Linked DNA regions of Homo sapiens: region 2 is linked to region 1. A link is a loop called in an ENCODE intact Hi-C map of the cell type or tissue named here. Cell type or tissue: dorsolateral prefrontal cortex. All regions are shown on one strand. Links, peaks and the distances in the headings refer to the core of each region. The heading gives the core; the rest is flanking DNA. Region 1 has its middle 130 kb from the start of MIR3927. Region 2 overlaps PALM2AKAP2 (PALM2 and AKAP2 fusion).

Evidence for each region. Hi-C counts contacts between places; a loop is a spot of excess contacts. Peaks named below come from ENCODE experiments on the same cell type or tissue, not always from the same donor. Only the 100,000 strongest peaks of a DNase experiment are listed, where the experiment ranks them.
Region 2: it touches region 1 in a loop (2.5-fold over the local background); 2 of 110 quality-filtered maps call a loop at or near these places.

The regions. Positions count from the first base shown.
Region 1 is chr9:109,636,464-109,646,627 of GRCh38, reverse strand. It overlaps a transcript of PALM2AKAP2 not described here. Among named protein-coding and RNA genes, the nearest start is that of MIR3927, 130 kb to the right of the region's middle. In dorsolateral prefrontal cortex, for the core only: no CTCF peak of the experiment used is centred there; DNase peaks (open chromatin) are centred at 5,757 and 6,277; H3K4me3 peaks cover 2,808 bases; H3K27ac peaks cover 4,682 bases.
Region 2 is chr9:109,889,955-109,900,118 of GRCh38, reverse strand. The region is part of intron 3 of PALM2AKAP2 (PALM2 and AKAP2 fusion); the gene reads right to left. Among named protein-coding and RNA genes, the nearest start is that of PALM2AKAP2, 110 kb to the right of the region's middle. RefSeq lists an enhancer at 6,421-6,580. In dorsolateral prefrontal cortex, for the core only: no CTCF peak of the experiment used is centred there; no DNase peak of the experiment used is centred there; H3K27ac peaks cover 923 bases.

The DNA of each region.
Region 1 (10,164 bases), core at 2,681-7,680:
AGAACCTTAAGTTATCTGTAACTTAATGTCCCTACTGCACTTATTCTTTCATGAACCTAGATTTATTCATTTGCAGAATCAAACTTCAGATGTTTCATGATCACCACTGGATGCTATAAGCCTAAGTCCATGTGATAACAGGCATCTGACTGGTGATGGGGAATGCCACTTCTGGTCCAAGGCTGCCACCCACATTGTCAGAGCCCCAGGGCTTACAGGGATCGCAACAACTTAGAGTTCTCGTGTTATGTTCTTTGTGCCTTTTGGATCCCATACTGTTTTGAAGACCATTCCAGAGAAGTGTGAGGCAAAATCTATAGGTGTGGCATCAAATTAATAACTGCAGGTGTTAAAGTGCATTCCTACAAACACATGGATCTCATACCCAACCCACCCAGGAGGGCAGCAAGTACCTGCCATTGCCTGATGTTTCATGTACCACACAAGAACACTGACATGGTACAGAACATGACACCAACCCTACCTTCTGGTTTTCCAGTAGGTCTTCTCTGTTCTACACATCCAGTACAGAGCATGTCACTAAGAAAAATTTTAACTTCAATCAGTTAGTACCCTCTTTTCTTGTTTATTACCTAGATTTTTCTTTCTTTCTTTTATTTCTTTTTCTGCTTGCTTTGGATTTAGTTTGCTCTTCTAGCCTCTTAAGGTGGAAATTAGACTTTTCTTCTTTTCCAAGATAGACCTTTTGTAAATTTTATTTTATTTTAGATTCAGGTGAGTACATGCGCAAGTTTGTTACATGGGTATATTGTATACTGGTGGGGACTGGGCTTCTAATGTACCCATTACCCAAATAGTGAACACTGTACTCAATAGGTAATTTTTCAACCCTTGTGCCTTCCCACCCTTCCCTGTTTTGAGGTTCCCAGTATCTATTATTTTCATCTTTATGTCCATGTGTACACATCATTTAGCTCTCACTTATAAATGAGAACATGCAATATTTGGTTTTCTGTTTCTGAGTTAGCTCATTTAGGATAATGGCATCCAGCTCCATCCACATTGCTGTAAAGGACATGATTTTATTCTCTTTTATGGCTGGGGTTTTTTTTTTTTTCTTAAACTAAGAAGCTCTTATTTTACTAAAACCAACAATACTTGTGAAAAAAATGACTATGTATCCTCATTTTCACTAGGTTTCATTTTAAATTGGAAACCTTGGTGATATGGTTTCTCTCTGTGTCCCCACCCAAATCTCGTCTTGTAGCTCCCACAATTCCCATGTGTTGGAAAGCACCTGGTGGGAGATGATTGAATCATGGGGGCAGGCCTTTCCCTTGCTGGTCTCATGATAGTGAATGGGTCTCATGAGATCTGGTGGTTTTTAAAATTGAAGTTTCTCTGCACAAGCTTTCTTTTTGCCTGCTGCCCTCCACATAAGATGTGACTTGCTCCTCCTTGCCTTCTGCCATGATTGTGAGGCTTCCCCAGCCACATGGAACTGTGAGTTCACCATTAAACCTCTTTCCTTTGTAAATTGCCCAGTCTCAGGTATGTCTTAATCAGCAGCATGAAAACAGACTAATACAGTACATTGGTACCAGTAGAGTTGGGTGTTGCTGAAAAAATAGTCAAAACTGTGAAGCCAACTTTGGAATTGGGTAACAGGCAGAGGTTGAAACAGTTTGGAGGGCTCAGAAGAAGACAGGAAAATGTGGGAAAGTTCGGAACTCCCTAGAGACTTGCTGAATGGCCTTGACCAAAATGCTGATAACGATATGGACAATGAAATCCAGGCTGAGGAGGTCTCAGATGGAAATGAAAATTTTGTTGGGAACTGGAGCAAAGGTGACTCTTGTTATGTTTTAGCAAAGAAACTGGCAGCATTTTTCCCTTGCCCTAGAGATTTGTGGAACTTTGAACTTGAGAGAGATGATTTAGGGCATCTGGTGGAAGAAATTCCTAAGCAGCAAAGCATTCAAGAGGTGACTTGGGTGCTGTTAAAGGCATTCGGTTTTATAAGGGAAGCAGAGCATAAAAGTTGAGAAAATTTGCAGCCTGACAATGTGATAGAAAAGAAAAACCCCTTTTCTGAGGAGAAATTCAATCAGTATACACACATATTTACTGATTTAACATCTATCTCTCATCAGACAAAGAGAATCATGACTGTTTTGTTGACCAGTGCTAATCTCAACAAACGTTTGTTGGTTAAATTAAAACATAAAAGAAGTGAATTTAATTCCCTCTTTTAATAAATGTTTATAAATATAAGTTGGTTACAGTAAGTAAGGGGAATGGAGTCCCTATTTCACTCATATTCAAAGTGGGCTTTTCTACCGGAGATGAAATCTGGGGAGTGTTTAGATTGAAGGGTAGGGGCAGTATTTGGCACAAGGGAAATGTTGTGAGACCCAAGGAGGGACAGGAAAAGATGATATTCTAAAAGGGAAAAAAGAAAGAAAAAGCTCACTATATTAAGTGATGTAGATTGGATGTCCCCCTCCAGGTATCATGTTGAGATGTAATCCCCAGTGTTGTACATGGGGCCTGGTGGGAAGTGTTTTGGTCCTGGGGGTGAATCCTGGGGATGGGGCCTTGGTGTTCACTCGCAATAGTGAGTGAGTTCCCCTGAGATCTGGTTGTTTAAAGTCTGTGACACCCCCGCCACCCCTTGCTCTTGCTCCTGCTCCCACCATACAACTTGCCAGCCTTCTGCTTCACCTTTCTCCATGACTGAAAGCTTCCTGAGGCCTCACCGGAAGCTGAGCTGACTCCTGTACCACACTTCTATACAGCCTGCAGAATCATCAGCCAATTAAAGCTCTTTTCTTCATAAATTACCCTGTCTCAGGTATTTCTTTATAACAATGCAGGAACAGCCTAATACATTAAGGAAGCAAACGAAGTAGGGCAGAAAACAGAGTTGGAAATTGGGAAGGTTAACCAGGAAGTGAGAACTTTGGAATGTTGCTTGGGAATGGGAAAGCTGAGGCCAAGTTGATTAGGGAGAAGGAGGCTAATTGAGGCAGTAATTTGGATCCTGTGGAGCAAGAAGAATGTGATGAGGAAGGTCTTTGTTCACAAGGAGTTCCAGGTGTGAGCTTAGCACACCTGGAGGAAACCTTAGCCAGGAGACTCAGAGGGAATGTGGGAAAAAGCTGAGGACCTTTGTAAACTTACCAATCCTGTGTGCTGTTCCAGTTATTGAGCACCCAAGTGCTAAGTCTGGGAGAAACATATCAAATATTAGATTATCCATGTGAGAGCATAAAGATGAAAGTTGCTGCCCTGGCAAATGACCAGGCTCTCCTTTAGCGCTACCCAGTGAGAGGACTAGATCTATGTTCAGTCTCTTGTAAAGGACAGTCTCCATGTCTAAGAAAATGACAGTGAGGAACAAGAATGAAGTGTGCATCAGGCCGAGTCTGTTCCGTATATCCAAGCCTGCTGTGGCTTCTTGCTAGTTCTCACATCAACAGTGGTATCTTGGGAATTATGTTACTCTCAATTGCCCTTCAGGCATTGTCTTTCCCTTTCTTTCCTTCCTTCCCTCCCTCACTCCCTCCCTCCCCCTCTTTCTTTCTTTCTTTCTCTTTCTTTCTTTCTCTTTTTCTTCTTCCTTCCTTCCTTCCTTTCTTTCTTTTTTTGAGATGAGGTTTTGCTCTGTCACCCAGTGCAGTGGTGCAATTATAGCTCAGCGCATTCTCAAACTCCTGGGCTCATCAAGACTTCCTACCACCTCTGTCCTCAAAGCACTGAGATTGCAGTCATGAACCACCACACCATGTATTTCTTTATAAATTAAAAAAAAAAAAAAAAGACTGGGCATGGTGGCTCACACCTATAATCCCAGCAAGACCGGGGCAGGAGGATTGCTTGAGCCCAGGAGTTCAAGACTAGCCTGAGCAACATAGGACAATCCCGTCTGTATGAAAAATTAAAAATTAGCTGGGCATGGTTGTGCATGCCTGTAGTCCCATCAGAAGGCTGAGGTGGGAGGATTGTTTGAGCCCAGGAGGTCAATACTGCAGTGAGCCATGATAGCGCCATTGCACTCCAGCCTGGGTGACAGAGTGAGACCCTGTCTAAAATGAAGAATAGCTTGGTGCCAATCCGAAACCCCAATAAATGCTGTAGACTGTAGTATTAGGTTGGTGCAACAGTAATTTGCGGTTTTTGCCGTTGAAAGTAATGGCAAAAACTGCAATTACTGTTGCACCAACCTAATAATAATAGATAATATTCATAGATAATAGATGATATTTATTGAGCTTATTTTATGCCAGGCTCTGTTCTAAGAACCTTATATGTGTATGTATCAATTTACATCATTAACTTCCTTAATGTTCACAAAAAGTACATGAAATAGTTACTATTATTATTCCCATTTTCCAGATGGGGAAAATGAGGCCCAGGGAGATTAACATCATTCAGCAAAGTGTCAGAAGCCTCAAACCAGCCAATCTGACTCTAGAGCCCAGCTCTTAAACATGACACTAGTTCCTTAAATTTGTACATATCTTACAATTTACAAAGCCCTTTGGAAGAGATACAGATATTACATGATCCTCTCAATAATGCTTCAAAGTGAGTAAGGAACATCTTTGTTTCCATTGCAGAGATAGGGAAACTGAGGCTCAGAGACATTCAATTGCTGGAGTAGGAAATCAATAACAGCAGTATCAGGCTAGGTGGGGCCTGAAATCCATGACTGTGACTCCTACAATGCTACACCATCTCTCACTTCTGCTTTAGCAGCCTTTCTGAGGATTAAATTGCATCTACACAATCAGATACGCAGAGGGATAAAGGCTGCATCTAAGGTTTCTTGGGTTTGGTACGAAGGTCCTGATGTCTGAAAACATGACTTTATCTCTAACTTGAAATATGATTTCAGACGGCCTCAATGTCAAGGAGTAGTGTGGGAAGAGAACGGAAGAGGAGAAGCTGACCAAGTGAGCGGGATCTAATAGCTGGCTCCAAAAATGACCCTTCCTTGGAGTGGCTGGCTGTCGCCTGTCAGAGTGGTCCTGCTGTGGCAGCAGCTCGAGAGAGTGTCCAAAAAGCAATGTAGGGATGCAAACACAGAGAAGAGAGGAATCCTAGACCAGACCCACAACCGGAGCCCTTTATTTAATGTCTTTTCTGGTTAATGCCTCTCTTGTCTTCCCCACCCATCCATGCCGTATTCACGGTGCCAAACGTTGTAATTCCACTCCGGGCTGCCGCCAATATGTTTGTCTTATTTCTCCAATACCCCAGGAACAAATCAATTCTTTTGGGTCTTCTGATGGTTTCTAGTAGCCAGGACATTGCAGCCCTGGCTCATATTACCCACTAACTCATCCTTCCATTACACGCTTCACACTGAACCGCGTTTGCTTCCGATCCGCAGTGACCCCCTCCCTCTTTTTTTAACTGCAGTCCAATAATGCTGACATGGTTAGGAATCGGAAGTCATGGCTATTGCGGCCAACTCCCCGATAAGCGGAAGCTTGGGGCAGAGATAGGAAAGCCTAGAATATGCCTCCGTCCTTAGCAACATCATCTACTCCCCTCACTCGCCCCCCAGGCCCTGCTAGCCAAGGGGCAGCCGCAAAAACCACGCCACCCGGGGCTCCCACCCCTTGCCTCCTGCCGCCGCGGCGGCTGCTATAGAAACACCAGGCGTACACACGGGGCTGAAATTAAACACCCATCCTGGACGCGGACCCGAGCGGGATCTGCCTGCCGCCGCGGTCACCATGGCAACATGCCGAGAGGAGAGCAGCTGGCGGCGCGGCTCGGGGATACTCACTCCATCGCGGGGCTCCGCGGCCGGGTGCGCTGCTGCGGGGCTCACCGGCGCTGCTCGCCTCTCCCGGAGCCGAGTGCACTGGCCGCGCCGCGCGCGAGGTGGAGCTGGGAGCCGTCTCCCCTCCCCACCCGCACCCCCTCCTCCCCTGGAGGGTTGAAAGTGAATGCTCAGGCTCTCTCAGCTCCCAGCCTGCGAATAAAACGGGAAGCAATTGGATAATGTTGTTCGCTGGGCGCTAGACAAGACACCCCACTTCAGGGTTTCGGGGAGGGAGCGCGCTGGCAGCTGGCGTCGGGTGAGGTGCCCACCAGCGCGCAGTGCCGTGCGCCCTAGGCGCCAGGTGCGCCGGCGGCTCCCCTGGGACTGGCGGCGCGGCGCGGAGCCTGGGGAGAAGGGTGGGTGGGGGAGCAGGGCGGCTGCGGCTGGTGGCACAGCCCAGAGGGCATAGGCAAACGGTTGAGTCATTGGCAAGGTGGCAGCTCTCGCCGCTTAGAAGTTGCAAGAAGCGTCTGGCCTCTGCAAGCAGCAAGGACTGCCCCCAGTGGGCTGGGCATGGGTTCAGAAACGCCATTGTGCCGGCCGGGCGAGATCCCTCTGAGTTTCCCAAGCAAAACTCCAGCTATCTTGAAGCGCCTTAATGCGGCGTTTCACCACCTTGGCGACCCCATGCCCCTTTCCGTTTCACTCCAAATTCTGCGTGTTCCCGCCTGCCAGGAAGACATTGTCCAGGGTCAGTTTCCCTAGTCTGCTATTTGAAAACAATAGCTATATTGACTATGGTTTCCCAAATTACCACGGCCCCGGCCCCGCGGTAATAAGCCACCTGGAGTACGCACACCCTGCCTCCACCCCCTCTGAGAATCCTCTACTCCTAACGGTTTCCAGAGCAGGGACCTGGTTGTCATCCAGGTGTCCTGCACCTGCTACAATACAGAGTAGATGGGACAGCTTCAGGCTTTTCTTCTATCTTGCAGCCGGGTCCCTCTGTGAGTCGGTGTCTGCCAGGTGCTGAAAACGCAGCACCAAGCATAAGCATAGCCATCACAGTCCCTGCCCTGCAGGAGCTCACGGGTTAAAGTAGAAAGGCAAAGCACAGATAAAGACAAAAATAAACATATCGTCACAGGCTGAAAATATTGCTATAAAAATTAAGTAATTAGATGCTGTGATGAATGTTCTAGAATTAATTTTTGGTGATGATTGTGCAACTGAACATACTGAAAGCTATTGAATTATACACTCTGGGTGAATTTTGTGGTCTATGAATTATGTCTTAATAAAGACGTGTTTTTTTAAAAAAATGCTTTGATGGAGAATAAAAGGGAAGTGGATGTGCCTAGGTAGGTGTTCAGGGAAAGCCTTCCTGAGGGACTGGGGTTGAAAGGGGAGAGGGCTCAGATATGCAAGCCACAGGGCTAGGGCTTTCCTGCCAGTCAACTCTGTATGGTGGCTCTAGATGGGAGACTGCTCCATATGTCAAGGGGCTGGGAAGAGAACCGTGCAAAATGTTCTCAGTGGATTCACTGCTCCTCGTTTTCCTCAGGAGAGTGAGATGCAAAGTCAAACCCAGTGAAGATTCAAAGAGCTGTTTTGTGGAAGGAAATTCTGTATCAACTCCAGGTTTCCCTTCACAGAGAAATTCTATGTGAATTCGGAGATCATAAAACCCTCCCCCAGTCCATGTCCCTTTCCAGTTGCATATAGGATTAAGTTCATGTGTGAATAATTAAGAGGCTTAAACAGGAAAAAGATGTGCTTTTGTGTCTTAAAAGTTCAGAGATAAGCTGTCCTGGGCCAGTTTATCAGCTCAACTCCTGAAAGAGCAAAGAGATCCAGGCTCCTACAAAACATTGCTCTATCATATGTGGTCTCCCTTCCTAAAATTGTTTCATGGTCCAAGTTGGCTGCTCTGGCTCTAGCCCTTATGTCTGCATTCCAGCCAACATAAATGTGGAAAGAGGAAAGAAAAGTAGGTAAAGGAAGCACGCCTGATGCCTCTTAAGAAAGGCTCCCAGAAGCTGCCTCAGGACACTTAGATCTCCTTGGCCAGAATTCAGTCACATGGCTACATTCAGTTTCCAGGGAGAGTAGACAAAGAAGTCTTTACTCTGCATAGTCATGAGCCTATCCAAAAGTTGAGACCTCCATTCCCATGTAAGAAGGGGAAAATTGGTATGGGGGACAGACAACCAGTAATCTTTGCCATTCTCCTCAATGCTTAGCGTTCTGGCTTCTGCCTCCCCCATGCCGCTGCCACTGCTCCCTGTAAAGTCCCCAATGCCAAATGGATATGTCTCAGTCCTCTTCTTATGTCATTTTAAAGCTGTGTTGAACATTTTAACAGCTCCCTTTTGTTTTTGATTTTTTTACTTGAAGTCAGGTTTATTCAGGTATAATTTATAGGCAGTGGAATTCACCCTTTGTAGGTGTACAGGCCTATGAGTTTAGATACATTATGCAATCATGTAACTACCACCATAGTCAATATATTACATGACCATCACCCCCAAACAGTTCTTTTAAGTCCCTTCATAGTCAATCCACTCCTCCTAACTCCAGCCTCTGGCAACCACTGGTCTCATCTCTGTTCTCATGATTTTGCTTCTTCTAGAATATCATATAAATGGAATCAGACAGTATGTAGCCTTTCATGTTCAATTTCTTTCACATTGCAAATGCTTTTGAGATCCATCCATGTTGTGTATATAGGTAGGTAGGTCCTTTTCATTGATAAGTACAGCTTTCAATTGTACAGATGCACCACAATGTGTCTATCCATTCACCACTTGAGGAATATTTGTTGTTTTCAGTTTATGGCAATTATGAAATAAAACTGCTATAAACATTCATGTACAGGTCTTTATGTGAATAAATGTATTCTTTTTGGGGTAAATATTTAGAGTCATCCCTTCCATCTTGAAACAGTCTTCTGTGACAACACAGTACCACACCTCTCTAGCTACCCCTTCTATTTGTCTCTTAAATCTTGGTGTTCTGGAGGATTCTTGCCTAAATTCTCTTCACTTCTCACTCTACATACCCTCCTCGAGCAATTTCATCTACTTTTATGGCTTAACTTAACCACCAATATGATGCTGACTTCCAAAACTAAGTTTGTCGTCCAGATCATGCTCTTAAACTTCAAAACCGATTCCCAAAGGTCATTGTAACATCTTCACAAACACCTCAAACCCAGTATGTCCCAGAAGCACTTGTCATTTTCACCTATAAATCTCTCCCTAATAACCTGCCCCCTATCCTAATACCAGAAAGGATGTAAGGCCTCACCCAAAAATCTGGGTGTCTGTCTTGATTTCTAACCATCCTGACCTCCCATATCCAGTCAATGAACAAGATTTATCCAGGCTATCCTCTAAATAGTCATCAAGGCCATTCACTTCTCTCCAACCCCATTGCTATTGTTAAAAAAGCCTCTCTCGGCCTCCTTGCCCCCAGTCACATCCAAAGCAACCCACTCAACCCTACAGCCAGAGCAAACTTCCAAAGACACTAATCTGATCATATCATCCCCCTGCCTGAAACCTTTCAAGGGCATTTCTTAACTTTAATATAAAGGTTAAATTGAGTTTTAGGTACATCCTAAGTTTTTTAAAGTTAGTAGACTGACTATTACAATTTTCAAATGCAATAGGAAAATAAGAAAAATTCATTTTATAGGGCTGGGTTATGCCTTATTAAGAGTCACAAATATATTTTCTGCTATATTAACTGTAGAAAAAAAATAACAGACTGTAGAGTCAAACAGACTTTTATTAAAATTCCAGCTTTACATTTACTAGCTTTGTGAACTTGGATCTATTACTTAACCTAAGTCTCAGGTTTCTTTACCTATAAAATGAGGGCAATAATACCTATCTTTAAATGTTGTTTTGAAAATTAAACACAAAGTGTATTAAATGCCTAGAACAGAGTCTGGTACTTAGTAGATACTCAATAAACAATAATCTAATTAGCTAATCCTCATCATCATCCTCATTACATTGCAATTTTCCCTGAAATTTCAAACATTTTAATAGCTATATCTTTATTTATCTTCATGATATCCCTTTGAAGAAAGGAAACCAGTACAGATAACAGACACTGAGAAGACCAATTTGTTTATTTTCGTTAATGAAGTAAGAATGTTAGCCCAGGTAATCTATTTATTTACTTAAAATAATATAGATTCTACTGGTAAATATAGCATAGCTATCTACATCCATTAGTCTATTTGTGAACTATATGTTATCACTAACGGTGTTAGTCCATTTACATTGCTATAAAGGAATACCTGAGACTGGGTAATTTATCAATAAAAGAGGCTTATTTTGGGTCACAGTTCTACAGACTGTACAGGAAGCATGATGCTGGCCTCTGCTCCTAGTGAGGTCTTAGGAAGCTTA
Region 2 (10,164 bases), core at 2,990-7,989, 250 kb before region 1:
ATTACAAGCATTTATGTCCAGAGTATCCATGGGCATGTCATCTGCACTTTTGTCATTGTTTTCTTTCTTTATGTAAATATGTTTGAAAACCCATTGAGCCTGGCAGTGTACTAAGATCTGAGAATACAAGGGTGAACACTGTAGTGTGTTTACCCCTAGGCAGCTGAGGCTAGAGGAGGATAGAGAAAAAAATCAGCTTCCAATGTACTATGACACAGTAAGCTCTAAGGTAAATATGCCCACAGGAAACATTAAACCAGGGTTTAGGGCTCAGGGAAAGTGGTATCTCAGCTGAGACTTGATGGTTCAGTAGGAGTTAACCACATAAAGAGCAGCTGAAGAACGTTCCTTGGAGAAGGGACAGTAGATCCAAAGAACGGGACACAGACAGAGCTTGGTACATCCAAGGAATGGCAGGTAGTTGCTGGAGTGGTCAGCAATGGAATGACACAATTATGAGAGACAAGGCCAGAGAAGTAAGAGGAGGTCACATCATAAAAGACTCTCTAAGCTAAATTAAGGAAGTTGAACTTTATCTTATAGTCCAAGGAAAACAGGTAAAGGGTTTGAAGCTGGAGAGTAGCATCATCAAATATGAACTTTGAAAGATACTTCTGCTGGGTGGCAGAGGTTAGGTCAGAAGGACACAACACTAGGGGAAGGGAGACTAGGTGAGAAGCTCTTGCATCAATCCCCATGAAAGATAATGGTGGCCTGGACTACTGTCATGGAAGTGGGAAAGAAAAAGTGTAGAAGGAATCAAGAATCCTTTTATTATATAAAATTACTGATTAGATAGAGGATTTGAAAGGGTGAAAAGAAGCAAGGACAATGTCCTGATTTCAGACTTGGGCAACTGGGTGCATGGTGATGTTTTTCAATGAGATTAAGAATCAATGAAAAGGAATCAATCAGAGAAAGTAATGACTAATGAATTTTTAGCATGCTGAGTTATAGGTGTCTGGGGGGATCCAAATGGATATGGTTAGGGGGCAGTTGGCTATATGGGTAGGTCTGGAGAAAAAATTAGATCAAAGAATGCCTATATTTCAGAAGCCATGGGAACAGACAATGTCACTCAGAGAATGGGAGAAGTGAAGAAAGGAGCCCCAAGTCAAGAACCTCAAAGCACCAATATTTCCCAGATGGACAGAGGAAGGATAGTGTCATCTCAAGTAAACAAGGAGAGAGTGTGTTTCAAGAAGAAATAGGGAGCATTCAGCAGCTTCCGTTGCTGCTCAACAGTTGATGAAAGTGAGGATTTAGAAGTCTCCTTTGCACTTAGCCCCTAAATAGTCACTGGTGATTTGGCAGGTGTAGGAGAGTGAATGGGACATAGAGACGCTGCTCCAAATATGGGGGAGGAGGAAGGGAGAGTTAGTGCAGAAGAAAAATGGAGTCAGTGGAGTTTGGGATGGGAAAGTGTTTTTTAACAAATGGCTGTTCCAAAGTCAGTTAGAAATTCCTAAGATCTTCATAAAGTATAGAGACTTGTTTTTTATCGAGACTCCTAATGTTTAATCTTCAGATTGATTTCTTAAAAGTGCAATAATTCAACAAACAATAGTGAGTATGTCCTAATAAAGAATACTCAGTGCCTATGAATTGAACATGAACCAGTCCAGGCAAGACTGTTTATTATTTATGTGTTTATTTCTAACATATATAAAATAAGAAGCATGAATTTAGCACTCTGAAAAAAAATGTGTTTTCAAATGTCTGAGAGAGGTCTTTTGAGAGCTGCTTCCTTATCTGTAAAACAGTCTGGAAAGAAAATTCAGGAGGATGGAAGTGTGTAAGCACATGTTTGTGCACAGGTGAAGTCTTATTTGTACTTGAAATATTGGGAGCTTGACCTTGATGTTGCTATAACCTGGGGCAGGTGCGCAGAGTACAACTGTTGCAAGGTGAATAGGGTACCACTGCTACTATGTGATCTTTCATTCATTCTTTCTTTTTTTTCTTAAACGACAACAACAACAATAACAACAAAGTTGTTCTCTGATTAATTCTCCTTTGAGAAGAGAGAAATCCACAAATAGATTTCATAGAGCAGTTAAGTAAATTATATTTTTGCCCTCTTTAACTGTAAGTCTTCTTGGTTTGTTAATGTAATTACCTATAATTTATTTAATGCAAATCCTCATACACTGGTGATAAAAAAATTTAATCCAAACAGTAAATGGGCTTCTCCACCTTGTTCAACTGAACAAGCTGGTATGAAACACAGTGGAATCTTGGTGAGAGGATAGAGGAGATGAACAATATGAGACACAAAAGTCATTTCTAAAAATGTGATTAGGAATCCTGCCCTGTCTCAAAACAATTAAACTGTAAATCTATACTTGCTTTTCATATTGAATGAAGTGAATATGATTCGGAGCATAATTCAGAATTACATGAAACCTCCTTCTAATAAATGCCTGGTGAAAAAATTTGGTCTGAGAATCATTCCATTTGCTTGAAGCAAATATAGCATTTGGGTCATGATAATAACAGCAGCTATCGTCATTGTCAAATACTATTTTTTTTTTCTTTTTGAGATGGAGTCTCCCTCTGTTGCCCAGGCTGGAGTGCAGTGATGCAATCTTGGCTCACTGCAACCTCTGCCTCCGGGGTTCACGCAATTCTCTGTCTCAGCCTCCCGAGTAGCTGGGATTACAGGCACCCGCCACCATGCCCGGCTAATTTTTGTATTTTTAGTAGAGATGGGGTTTCACCATCTTAGCCAGGCTGGTCTTGAACTCCAGAACTCGTGATCCACCTGCCTCAGCCTCCCAAAGTGCTGGTATTACAGGCATGAGCCACCAAGCCTGGCTGCCAAATACTATTTTAAGCAATTTATACATGTTAACTCATTTGCCCCTCACACTAATCCCCAAAGTATACCTTATGATTATTTCCATTTTGCAGATGAGGAAAATGAGGCACAAAATCTTAACTAATTGGTTCAAGGCCACATAAGTGACGAAGGGAAGAATGCTTACTCTTAACCCTCAACTCTATACTTATGCTAGGTTGGTCCCAGAGCTTTCTGCTAAAAGGTTGAGTGGTGAATATTTAAACTTTATGGAAAAATCCACATTTTCCTGTCACTATAATTTGTTACCTAGCATGGGATTCATATCTAAAAAGAGGCAAAAAAAAACTTGAAACTAATTACTGGATGAAGCAAAAGATAGCTGGAACTGAACATTTCAGTTAGGATATTTGAAAACCAGTGAGATTTTGCCATCTGAAGAGAAGCCTGAGAAGCATCTGCATAATGTTCTTTCGAACATTTAAATTAAATAATTAATTATTTTTTGGAGACAGGGCCTCGCTCTGTTGTCCAGGCTGGAGTGCACTGGCATGATCATAGCTCACTGCAGACTCAAACTCCTGGACTTAAGTGATCCTCCCGCCTCAGCCTCCCGAGTAGCTGGGACGACAGGCATGTACCACCATGCTTGGCTAATTTTTGTATTTTTTGTAGAGATGAGGTCTCACTATGTTGCCCAGGCTGGTCTTGAACTCCTGGGCTCAAGCAATCTTCACGCCTCAGGCTGCCAACAAACTGGGACTACAGGCATGAGCCACTATGCCTGGCCTGAATAATGTTCTTTATTAGAGCTGCATATGACTCCACTGCACACAGGACGCACTTGGAATCTAAGTGCCACCTTCCTTAAAATATGAAGATGCCCCTTCTGACTCACCACCAGTATGAAGTCATGCTTCCTCCCTGCCAGACTCTATTAATATTTGATATGGTTTCGTTGTGTCCCCATCCAAATCTCATCTTGAATTATAGTTCCCATAATCCCCATGTGTCATGGGAGGGACCTGGTGGGGAGGTAATTGAATCATGGGAGTGGTTACCCTCATACTGTTCTCGTGATAGTGAGTTCTCATGAGATCTAATGGTTTCTTTTTCTTTTTCTTTTTCTTTTTGAGACGGAGTTTCACTCTTGTTGCCCAGGCTGGAGTGCAATGGTGTGATCTCGGCTCACTGCAACTTCCGCCTCCCAGGTTCGAGCAGTTCTCCTGCCTCAGCCTCCCAAGTAGCTGGGATTACAGGTGCCTGCCACCATGCCCAGCTAATTTTTTGTATTTTTAGTAGAGACGGGGTTTCACCATGTTGGCCAAGCTGGTCTCAAACTCCTGACCTCAAGCGATCCACCCAACTCAACCTCCTAAAGTGCTGGGATTACAGGCATGAATCACAAGGAGATTTTCCCCCCTTATGCTCAGCGCTTCTCCTTGCTGCTGCCATGTAAAGAAGGATGTGTTTGCTTCCCCTTCTGCCATGATTGTAAGTTTCCTGAAACCTCCCCAGCCATGCTAAACTGTGAGTCAATTAAACCTCCTTCCATTATAAATTACCCAGTCTCAGGTATGTCTTTATTAGCACTGTGAGAACAGACTTAAATACAATATTGTCATGGCATATGACAGCACTGACTAAAAGAAAAGCCACTCATTTACAGAATCTCCCTTCCTTCTTTAAAAGTAAGAGAAGGTAAGTATAGTTCGACCTGAAGTAGGAGGCTGAATGAGCCCTCTGACCACATTTTAACCACAGTGGATCTTACCGAATGAAAAACCAAGTTTGACTTCTGCTTTCCCAGATCAAACAAATCTCTCCAGGCTGCCTCTTCTAGCCTGACAAAAATTCTTAGGATGTCCCGAGAGAGAGCAAATCTTATTGTCGTTCCTATTTACAGATTCAGCTGGGACACTGACTGATTTTCTCCAGATTACAAGCCAAGACATCTGTGTGGCTAATATTAAAATGTCAGTACCTTTGGTTCCCATCCTTTGCTTAACAGAGCAGCCCCAAGACCAGCAGACTCCACTGCATGGAAGGCCTGAGCTGCCCCCGCAAAGTCATGTTTATGAAACAGCTGCTTTCAAGGAAACCAGTCATTCTGAGGGCACTCATTTGGAATCTGTGATTCCCTGTCATGGGCTAAGATTTGCTTTTGCATTAGTTACAGGAAAAGAATGGTGGCTTTGAAAGAACACTGGGTTTTGTGCCAGGAAAATCTGACTGGCTGTGTCATTCTGAGAGTCCTGTGGTGTGTCCCGGCCTCAGGTTCTTCACCTCTATGATGGGAAGTGGTGTGGGGATAGGCCTAGTAGAAAGACTCCAAGTTCTTTTCTAGATTCAAAGGTAAATCTTGCAGAATGGTGGCAATGACAAGATTTAAACATTTAGGGAGGCTTGGCACAGTGGCTTATGCTTGTAATCCCAGCACTCTGGGAAGCCGAGATGGGAGGATTGCTTGAGCCTAGGAGTTCAAGACCAGCCTGGGCAACAGAGCGAGGCCGTGTCTCTCTTAAAAAAACTATAGGAAAAAAAAGTGTGGTCTTGGGGCACATAGTCATCTTTGCCATTTGGCTTGCTGCAATATTGCTCAAGATTTTATGGTCATGGACAAGGGTCTGATCCCAATCCATCACAGACCAATACTAGCACTCAGCCCACGACACATGCAGCTCACCACGTGAGTGCAACGACACTCAAACTTGTCTCTACCCTATTCAGTAAGATGGGTCCATTGATCACCCATTGGGATATCATATTGCTATTAAAGTTTCTAAACACCTTACTGGCAATTTCTGTCTTTGTCACAGACTGGTAATAAACAGTTGCCTGACCAGAAGCAGTCCCTGGACCATACTTTCAATATTACTGGGTTTGGCCACTTTTCTGTAATAAAGCAAGTCCCTTATGGACTTGAGCAGGACATCACTCAGACAACTTAGATGCATTTTTGTTTGTTTGTTTGTTTTTTGAGATGGAGTCTCGCTCTGTTGCCCAGGCTGGAGTGCAATGGTGCGATCTTGGCTGACTGCAACCTCTGCCTCCTGGGTTCAAGCAGTTCTCCCTGCCTCAGCCTTCCGAATAGCTGGGATTATAGGTGCCCGCCACCATGCCCAGCTAATTTTTTGTATTTTTAGTAGAGACGGGGTTTCATCATGTTGACCAGGCTGGGCTCAAACTCCTGACCTCAGGTGATCCACCTGCCTCGGCCTCCCGAAGTGCTGGGATTACAGGCATGAGCCACCACACCCAGCCAGATGCTTCTTTTTTTTTTTTTTTTTTTTTAAATAAGCAACTGGAAAGCAGAAAAGTGAACTTTTTTCCTTCAACTTTTATTTTAAAGTCTGGGGTACACGTGCAGGATGTGCAGGTTTGTTACAGAGATGAACATGTACCATGGTGGCTTGCTGCACAGATCAACCCACCACCTAAGTGTTAGCTACTCTTCCTGATGATCTCTCTCCCCGCAGCCCCCTCGACTGGCCCCAGTGTTTGTTGTCCGCACCACGTGTCCACGTGTTCTCATCAGAAGGCTAAACATTTTTTAAAATAACTGCTGAGATGGTTGGGTACAGTCCTCATGCCTGTAATCCCAGCACTTTGGGAGGCTGAGGTAGATGGATCACTTGAGCTCAGGAGTTCAAAACTACCCTGGCCAACACGGTGAAACCCCATCTCTACGGTGTTAATACAAAAATTAGCTGGGTGTGGTGGCACACAACTGTAATCCCAGCTACTCTGGAGGCTAAGGCACGAGAGAATCACTTGAACCCAGGAGGCAGAGGTTGCAGTGAGCTAAGATCACACCAATGCATTTCAGCCTGGGCGACAGAGTGAGACTGTCTCAAAAACAAAACAAAACAAAACGAAACCCCTGCTGAGATAACTCTAGCCTCTCACGCTTTTCAACTTGGTCTGCCCACAATTGGTCTGGATTCTTGTCAAATCCATCTATCATATTGTCCTATTTCTTCTGCCTTTGGATTTGTTCTTTTTCATCCTCTACTTCAGCTGATAGGCCCAGCAGTCCTGGAATTCCTGCTGAAGGCTGGCAGGTAGGTGGTAAACAGACAGATTAGAGCTGTTCCCAGGGCAGGAAGGAACCTGACAGTTGTTGGGGAGATGGGACGCTTCTTGGCCTTGTAAGGCAGTGGCCACTGCTCTCTCAGTGCTGCACTCCTAGCCTCCCTGCCTTCCTCTGCCCTGGACTGCAAAGGTGAGGTGTACCCCTCCAAGGCACCCTTGGACCTGGATGCTTACCGGGCCCGAGTTCTGGAATGCCATGCTAATCTCAGTGCAGTGACAGCCCTCTCAGCTGTTTCTGAAAGTGGAGAGGGAGTCTGATAAAATCAAACAATTTGAGATTGTTTATATATTGTACATTGTCATATCATTCTTTTATTTTTATAATAAAAGCCAAAACCTATTGGGCACAAAGTCCAAGACAGTTCTGGGTACTCTTTGCATATCTTGACTTAATAGTCACCCCTCCCCAATAAAGTTGATCTTTATTATTATTATTATTTCTTTTTATAGAAGAAGAAACTGAAGTAGAGAGAAGCTAAAGAACTTGCCTCAAATTATACAGGCAGCAAGCAGAGATTCTGAACTTGAACCCAGCAAGTATTACGCGGATGTTCATGCCCCTAACCACTGCCTTATACCATCTCTGGATATAAATGATGGTTTCTGAACCTCATGGCAAGCTTATGGATAAACTAAGGCTGAAACATATAAATTAAATTGAAAACTATTTATTGAGCAACCTCCTAGGTGTAAAACAGTAATCTAGGCACTCAGATATAGTACACTGAATGATGGCCCTAGAAAGATATGTCCACACCCTAACCCCCAGAACCTATGAATATGACCTTATGTGGATAAAAGGGTCTGTGTAGATGTAATTAATTTAAGGATCTTGAGAAGAGATTATCCTGAATTATTTAGGAGGGCCCTAAATCCAATGATAGGGGTCTTTATGAGAGACAAAGGAGAAGACACAGAGACAAGAGGAGAAGCCCATGTGAAGACAAAGGCAGAGATTAGAGCGACACAGCCACAAGCCAAGGAATGTCTGGACCCACTAAGCTGAGAGAGGCAAGGAAGGATTTGCCTCTAGATGCTCTGGGGAAAGCACAGCCCTGCCAGTATCTTGATTTTGGACTTCTGGCCTCTGGAGCTGTTTTAAGCCACGAACGTGTAGAAATTTGTTACATCAGTCTCAGGAAATGAACACAGTAGGTAACCAAGACAGTCCTTACTCTGGTGGAGTTTACATCTGAGAGATGTAATCTTAAGGAGTTATATCTTAGGGATGAACAGAATGTAAATGTAACATATAATGAAAAATGATAAGGAAACATTTACCTAACAACTCAAACCACATTGTCTTCACCCTCCATCCAGGGAGTTTTACCTGGACTGAGTAGTAATGACCACTCCCTTTCATATGCACCCATAGACCCTTTCATAACATCCATCATGGGAGCTACTCCACCATTTAAAAATTGATGGGTGATGGCCAGGCACGGGGATTCACACCTGTAATCCCAGCACTTTGGGAGGCCAAGGTGAGCAGATCGCTTGAGGTCAGGAGTTCAAAGCCAGCCTGGCTAACATGGTGGAACCCCATCATTACGAAAAATACAAACATCAGCCTGGCATGGTGGCGGGTGCCTGTAATCCCAATTATTCAGGAGGCTGAGACAGGAGAGAATCGCTTGAATCCAGGAGATGGGAGGTTGCAGTGAGCTGAGATTCTGCCAATGCACTCCAGCCTGGCTACAGAGTGAGTGAGACTCTGTCTCACACACACACACACACAAAATGATGAGTGACATGTCAGTGTTCCCCTGCGACCTGTAAAAGTCTTCATCTCCATCTCCTCAGACCTTACCTGACATTACTTAATAATGGGGGAAAATGGCATAACCTTAATGACCAACAAGAAGGAGGCACGTGGAGACCAAGAAGCCAGCAGGGCCATGGTGCATGCTTGTACAGAATGTTGTTGCCCAAGATGCTAGCCAAGGGAACAAAGGGAGGTGAAGTCCAGCCAGTGGCTTTCTAAGTGCTGCCTACCCTGTGGAACTGCATTTTCTAATTGCACAAAGGAGCCATGTGGCCCAGCAATGGCCCTGAATGCTACCGGTCTTTAAAGATGCCTGATCCTTCCAGCTAGAATCTGGTCAAGCTGGCAGCCCCATGCTGTACAGCATGGTAATGCTTAAAAGCCTTCCTCCAGGCACCCTGGCCAGGGGGACATTCTTTGCTGGCTGAATGTCCCTGTAATTTCACAGGTACTCTCTGTGCACTGGGCGGTATTCAGATATTATTTAATTTTTTCCTTTGCCTTTCTGCATAGGAGGAACAAACACAAGACTCTAGGATCCCTGGAGTGGTTTATTCCATTAGAGATTCTGTTTCAAAGGAGATAAAAAGGCTTGGCAGAGATGTGGGAGATGCTTCTGCAGGAAGCACACTGGTATCTCCTCACTCTGCGTGTGGCCTCAGGTGAATCACATTTAGGCCTCCATTCTCTGATTCTTCACTTTGCAAGTTTAACTGAATATGTACTCCAAGTATGCTAAAAAGAGTTTCCCAAAACAAGGACAGGAACCAGGATGCAGGCAGACCTCTCCTGATGAAACTACCCAAACCTAAGTCATCTCTTAGTGTGTAACCCTTTCCTCTCACCTGGTCTGAATTTCCCACTGTTAAGGTTTATACCTTTGGATGAGAGATCCAAAAAAATTCTTGATGTCGGAAGTTGCTTTTAGGATAGTAGAAGGAAGATGAGTGTTTTTTCTACCATCCTTGCATGCATTGGCTAAGGAGCCAAAATCCCATAATCAGAGACAGTTTGTATATTTTATCACCCGTTCGCTGTCCTGGAGGGCTCCACGCCTAGACCTGAGGGAAAGAGAAGCTAGGAAGGCTGGAGGAAGCGGGCCTTGATGAGTATCAAGCAGCCTCGGGTCCCACAGTACTCTTCCCTGTGGCCTACACAGTGAAAAGGGGAAACACGAAGTGGGGATTGTGCTCAAGAGATCATCTTGGCTCCGGGCCCTTGTGATGGATGTACCAAATAAGACCTCCATGCTGGAGAATCGCTGGAAAGGACTGAGACACCATCTTGTCTGCTGCCTTCAAAATGCATAATTCATGAAAACTGTGGAAGAGTATGTCAACAGGAAGCTTGCTGTTTTCATTTCATCAAGAATGTAGAACGGTTGGAAATGACCACGTTACAAGCCAGAGGGGCTATGCAAGGTGACCTAAAATTGGAAAAAGACTATTATCAAAGCTTTTTGTAGAGAGAAAACTTGGGGTGTGGCAATCATAGGCCAAAAAGC